2 separate regions of the Mus musculus genome follow, and region 1 is linked to region 2. A link is a loop called in an ENCODE intact Hi-C map of the cell type or tissue named here. Cell type or tissue: left cerebral cortex. All regions are shown on one strand. Links, peaks and the distances in the headings refer to the core of each region. The heading gives the core; the rest is flanking DNA.

Region 1 (3,154 bases), core at 210-2,709, 200 kb before region 2:
GAAGCCTACATGGTCCTTTGTAGAAACAGTTCGCTGCAGAAATAGTTCGTTGTGAGACTTGGCCTTAAAACTTGGAATCGTGAGGAGATACATGTGCCTTTCAGTCCAATGACTGCTGCATTAATTAGCCAGGGTGACCTTGGGGACATCAAGGACAGAGAGTTAAAATGTCTCAATAAGAAAAGGCATGGATAGGAAAAGAAGGGATCTATAGAAAACGAGCAATGATGATGGGTTTATTTTACAGGAGGAAGGTTTGTATATGATGTAGAAACAAATAGCATTAGAAGAAGAGTATATGAGACCCCAGAATTGCCAGGATAGGAAACAAAGGTTAGAGAATTAAAACATGATGTACAAGCGTATAAAACATGAGTATTTTGTCCTCCTAGTTTCTTGAAGGATTGAAGACGACAGTTCCTAGAGAGATATTAGAGAAAGCCTGCTGCTTTACTTACATAAAATTTAAAACTTTGTAAGAACTTATTTAAACCCTAGTAGTCTGTCACCTTTCTGTTCTTACATGAAAACAGTTACTGCTGTTAAAGACTGCTGTCTGCTGTACCAGGAAACCGCAAGAGCTGTGCCCAGTTACCTGTGAAGAACAGGCTGTGTAAAAACCATAGAGAAACATGCTTTTGCTCTGTGTTTAGTTTCTGTTTTAAGGAAGCAGGAATTGGAACTAATGACCTGGGATTTATAGAAATATTATATAAATTTAAGGATTTCAAAAAATATTAACAATAGTGAAACCCTTGATGGTGTAGCTTTAGTAAATAAGAGACTGGATGCAGGCTCTCTGGTCAGGAGAAGGAAAAGGAATGAGAAGAAGGAAGAATGGTGAGACTGGGGTCTTCATGACTGTGCAGAATACCATCTCTCCACTTCCCTGGCTTCATTCTTCAGGTCCTGTGTTTAGATCTCTATAAAGGGGACTCTAATGCACCCATCTAAGTATGAAGCCCCATCTCTGGGCCAACTGCAGTGGCCTGGCCAGGCAGCCTAGAGGACAAGCAGCCACAAGACGCAAGTGCAACAGGGGTTGGGCAGTTTCCTGTGGGCAGGGAAAGAAACCGTGGGGAAAACATGAGTCCATATGGGTTGGTGGGTATTTTCACAGCTGATTGCTTGTCAGTCTGCAAATATGAATCTCGCCTTCTTCCACATCCTGCTTCAAATCCCACTTGTGTCGGGGATCTTCTGAGCCTCCTGGTGCTTTTATGAGTGACGCTACTTCTTCAGCAGGCAAGAAAATGCCACTACCCACCTCTCTTCTGGATCGAGTTCCCCTTTCACCCTAGACGGCCACTAGGTGGCGACAGACCTCACTAACCAGAGCTGTAAGATAACCAGCCTGAGTGCACAGACACACTCAAGACAGCTGAGCTGGCCCGTGCATGAGAAGAAGCTACAGACAGGAATTTCCACGGTGTTGAAAGACACTGGCGCAGGGACCAAGAAGGGAGGACCTGAGGGAACAGCAGGAGGCCTTAGGGAGGGTGGGCATGCCTTTGGAGAACATTTAGACGAGTTTTGAAGGCAGGTTATAGTATTTCGTTTACCGGGATTCTAGTGTTTGGGAAGAAGTCTTCAGGAAACATATTTAGGGGTGTTGTGTGAAGTTCTTTCTGGGGAGATACAAACACCTGCTCCCCCCCATGCCCGAACAAGGCAGCAACAAGCCCAGCTTAGGTTGGCCTGATCCTGCTTATATTCTAATGCTAATATTGGGTCTCCAAGACTGGTTGCCCCAGAGACAGAGAGTCTGCCCTTAAAAGCTAAGTGACCTTGCCCAAGTTATTTCTAATTAGTAAATAAAGATGCCAACAGCCAATAGCTCAGCAGAAGACACATAGGTGGGGTTTAGGTTTCACTGGCTTGGGATCAGAGGGGGATCACAAGGGGGAAAGAAGGTGAAGGGAGGAGGAAGCCGCCATGGGTTAGGTAAGCCATAAAAACATGGCCCTGAGGGCTGGCCAACTGGAGTTAGGAGCACCCCAGATGAAACGTAGTAAATAGTAAGTAATAATTCAGGGTGAGCGATAGAAAGTAGGCTCTAATAACATAGAGGGTAGTTATCCACCCAGCTCTTGTGCTATTTATTGTAAATATAAAGGTTGTGTGTGTGTGTGTGTGTGTGTGTGTGTGTGTGTGTGTGTGTGTTATCAGGGAACTAAATGGTCAAAGGCAGGATACAAACCCTGGGTTGGAATTAAACAATTTCTACAACAAAAGCGCCATCCCACCAAAATTTATTGCACTTACTTAAACATCATGGATTTGGGATTATTTATAGGACACAGGGAACCCCAAAGCAGCCGCTGTTGTGTTTTATAAAAAGATGAGAGACCAGAGACATGTTTGGTAGAGGCAAGGAATGGTATAGGAGAAGGGGGTGACTCTGTGGGCCCACGCTGAAGCATGGGTCCCCCTGTGGTACCAGCCACAAGCTGGTGTAGTATAGAATAGAGTTTATTCAGAGCATGGGGAGGAGGGTTGAGATGGTAGTAGAGACAAAGAAAGGCAGAGGAGGTGGGGGAGAAGAGGCCAGTCATGAGCACATGGGGGGGGGGGGGTGATGGGAAGAGAGAGGGAACAGGAGCAAGGGGACAGAGTAAGAGCAAGAAAAAGAGAGTGAGGAGGGGGCAAGCAGCCCCTTTTATAGTGAGTCAGGCACACCTGGCTGTAGCCAGGTAACTGTGGAGTGGAGTCTAGACTAAATGCCAACAACCATACTTCGGAACATGTTACCCCAACATGATGTTCCCCACAGCTGTATAAATAAAGTCCTTCCCTCCACCTTCCACAGTCCACCCTCTGAGAGCACGAGGTCACTTGCAGTTTGGGCAGAATTAGACACAGTTGACTGGGAAGAACAGGGTACGGTGACAAACTCTCAGGGGACATCGTGAGGAGCCCTCCCCTTGCTCACAGCAGTAGTTACTGTTCTTGGAAGATAACACTCCACCACACAGGTGACTCTGATGCAGTAGTAGTGAATGAGGGGAAGCTGGAGTGGCGGACCATGCGCTCCAGCTGTGCCAACCGTTCCCCTGGATGGTCGTAGGACCATGATAGCTGTGGGGCTGTGGAGCTATGGAGCTTGTCATGGTTTGAATAAGAATGCCCCATAAGCTCATATTTAAATGCTTAG
Region 2 (3,154 bases), core at 250-2,749:
AACACACACACACACACACACACATAAAATCTTTAATGGCTACAGATTAAGAGGGTGGAGAGATAGCTCAGTGGTCAAGAGCACACTCACATAGTGGCTCACATGGAGTCCTTGACTCCAGTGTCAGGGAATCAATGCCCCTTCTGGACTCAAAAGCACTGCATACGTGTGATGCACTTACATACATGCAAGCGAAACTCTCACATAACAAATAGTTTTTTTTAAATGGTTTAAAGGCTACAGATAGCAGGACAGATGAAGAGAACTTTGCAGACAGGTCATTGAGTGTGGGGACATCCATCCCCAGTTAGTAGTCCCCAATCCCTCTTCCAGTACACAGAAAAGTCCTTCTAAACCTTTCTGCATCCAGTCCTTTGGAGAACTGTGTGCAGACTTCATTATACAGGCATGAGTAAAATATGGAAAGTATGTTGGGGCTGGAGATGGCTCAGTGGATAAGAGCACTGGATACTACTATAGAGGGCCTGGGTTCTGTTCCCAGGACCCACGTGGCAGATAACTAATGTCTGTAACTCCAATTCCAGAGCATCCAGCGCTCTCTTCTGGACTCTGCTGGCAATGAAAGCACACAGTGCACAGATACACACGCAGGAAAAACACCCCCCATACATAAACAGAAACCTGAATGTGCAAGAACGGTATGGCCTGTTTAGATTGCTCTGTAGTGTTCCTTGTTCCCACGGACAGAACAGAAGGGGGCTCCCTGTAGCCGGGGATCAGCCGCTCCGGAGCCAGGCACCTGTGAGGATGCTGGGCCGGGGCTGCTCCTCTGTCGCGAAGCGTGGCTTGGGACCTCCCACCCTCCAGAGCTGGTTGCAACCTCGCGATCTGTGAGAAGCTCGGAGGCACCTGGAGGAAGAGAGCTTGCAGCATGGACCGCGCAAGGCCCCGCGCTCGGCCGCTCCCCGCCCCCGGCAGCTACTTACAAACGAGGACAGGGACGGCAGGAGGATGCGCAGCAAGTTACACCCGAACACGAAGCTCAACACCAGCAGCCACGCCCAGCGGTCCGTCTCGGACGCGCTCATGCTGGATCCCAGGCACCTGCACCGCTACGACAGCGCCATGGTGACCGCGCCTCCGCGCTCGCCTACGCCTGCGCACTGCAGCCCTGCTCCGCTACGGCAGCGCCTGGGAGCAGCGTCGTCAACTGCGCCTGCGCACTGCAGTCCTGTTCCGCTATGGCAGCACCAGGGAGACGGCGTCGTCAACTGCGCCTGCGCCGGCGCGCCACGGCTAGGGCTACACGTCGGGCCGCGGTGCACGCACGCTACACCTCCTCTAGGGGGCAGCATGGGATGTTACTTAGCAGCCATTTTCGCCTTTCGCCTTCCCGGCTTCCGTAGCCGGGTGATAGCCCACTTCGGGAGGCTAAACAGGTTTTGGCAAACTGTGATTGCTTGTAGTAACCGAAAACTATTTACGTTCTTACTGAGTTAACTAACGCACTTTTATTCTTTTTTATGTATATGAATTTTTTTTAAAGATTTATTTATTTATTGTAAGTACACTGTAGCTGTCCTCAGACACTCCAGAAGAGGGAGTCAGATCTCATTACTGATGGTTGTGAGCCACCATGTGGTTGCTGGGATTTGAACTCCTGACCTTCGGAAGAGCAGTCGGGTGCTCTTACCCACTGAGCCATCTCACCAGCCCTCTCACTTTTATTCTTAAATAAATTTATTTTAGGATAAGCCTCTGCATGAATAGAAAGTTACTTTATCATAGATGGTAACTGAAACTGTTTCCTAAACCGTTGTCGCATGTAAAATGGTTCGACTACATTTTAAAACTAAGCACTAATAAACACGAACAATGTAGAAAATCGTCACCCTAAAAGATAAGTTTATTCATCAAAAGACATCACATAGTGACTGGTAGAGACTTGCCAAGCATGTGGGAAGTCTTAGGTACCAGCCATGCTCAGCACGCACAAAGAAAAAGTTTACAGTGAGCTTTTAATAAAATTATCTAAATTTAGGCAATGATGAGTATTCATAACAAAAGAACCGCGGCTCACTTGTATATGGGGAATAAAGTGGAAGATAGTTGGCTGTCTTTTCTGCCACGTTAGTCAGAGAACGGGTTACTTCTAGAAACACTGCCTGTGTTTCTACCAGCAGCGGTGGGATGAATTATCTCAACGAAAGGGCACGCTGACTAGGAGACTGCCACTCCATAACCTTCCCTTCCAACTGGACTGTAGACAGACTGCCAGGTGCTCTCTCTCCACGCTGAGGTTTTAGATAGATTAAGGAAGAGCAGCCTCGTGAGAAATTATGGCAGTGTGTCTAAGTCTCCCTCCCCACAAACCCACCTTGACACATACACACACACACACACACACACACACACACACACACACACACACCTGCTTGCTCTTCAATCCCAAATCTCTGCTTTTTAGAATGAAAAGGAAATTATCAACCAAGGTCCCCACTGTACAGGAGGACCACTCTGTTCTTGGTGAGGCGAGATACTAAAAAAATTTCTGGTGAATAGCCTATAACATACATGCAGCTGGGGTGGTGTGATGGTTTGTATGTGCTCAGCCCAGAGAGTGCCACTATTAGAAGATGGGCCCCTGTTGGAGTAAGTGTGTCACTGTGGGTGTGGGCTTTAAGACCCTCATCCTAGCTGCCTGGAAGCCAGTATTCTGCTAGCAGTCTTCAGATGAAGATGTAGAACTCTCAGCTCCATCTGCATTATGCCTGCCTGGAGGCTTCCATACTCCCTCCTTGATGATAGTGTCCTGAAACTCTGGACCTGTAAACCAGCCCCAGTTAAATGTTGTCCTTATAAGAGTTGCCTTGGTCATCGTGTTTGTTCACAGCAGTAAAACCTAACAAGACAGGTGTCTAGGAGAAGCTCTTCCTGGCTCTCAGGGGCATCTCAGTTTGACAGCTCCTAATTCCTGTTGAGCACTCTCAAAAACAGTTCTCAGCTGAAGACTGAGTTCTAACATGTATAAAGAAAGTGTGAAGGGCTGGTGAGAGATGGCTCAGCAGTTAAGAGCACTGACTGTTCTTCTGAAGGACCTGAGTTCAAATTCCAGCAACCACATGGTGGCTCACAGCCATCCATAATGAGATCTGATGCCCTCTTCTGGGGTGTCTGAAGACAGCTATAGTGT

What was found. Peaks named below come from ENCODE experiments on the same cell type or tissue, not always from the same donor. Only the 100,000 strongest peaks of a DNase experiment are listed, where the experiment ranks them.
Region 1: it touches region 2 in a loop (3-fold over the local background); 10 of 42 quality-filtered maps call a loop at or near these places.

The regions. Positions count from the first base shown.
Region 1 is chr16:96,343,492-96,346,645 of GRCm38, reverse strand. No RefSeq gene overlaps it. Among named protein-coding and RNA genes, the nearest start is that of Gm41510, 7.0 kb to the left of the region's middle. In left cerebral cortex, for the core only: a CTCF peak has its summit at 1,306 (motif pointing right); a DNase peak (open chromatin) is centred at 1,320.
Region 2 is chr16:96,143,372-96,146,525 of GRCm38, reverse strand. It overlaps Get1 (guided entry of tail-anchored proteins factor 1), which reads right to left and starts at 1,126. Exons shown (of 5, transcript NM_207301.3): 1 at 948-1,126. The coding sequence starts at 1,049. In left cerebral cortex, for the core only: a CTCF peak has its summit at 1,302 (motif pointing right); DNase peaks (open chromatin) are centred at 552 and 1,232; H3K4me3 peaks cover 1,839 bases; H3K27ac peaks cover 500 bases.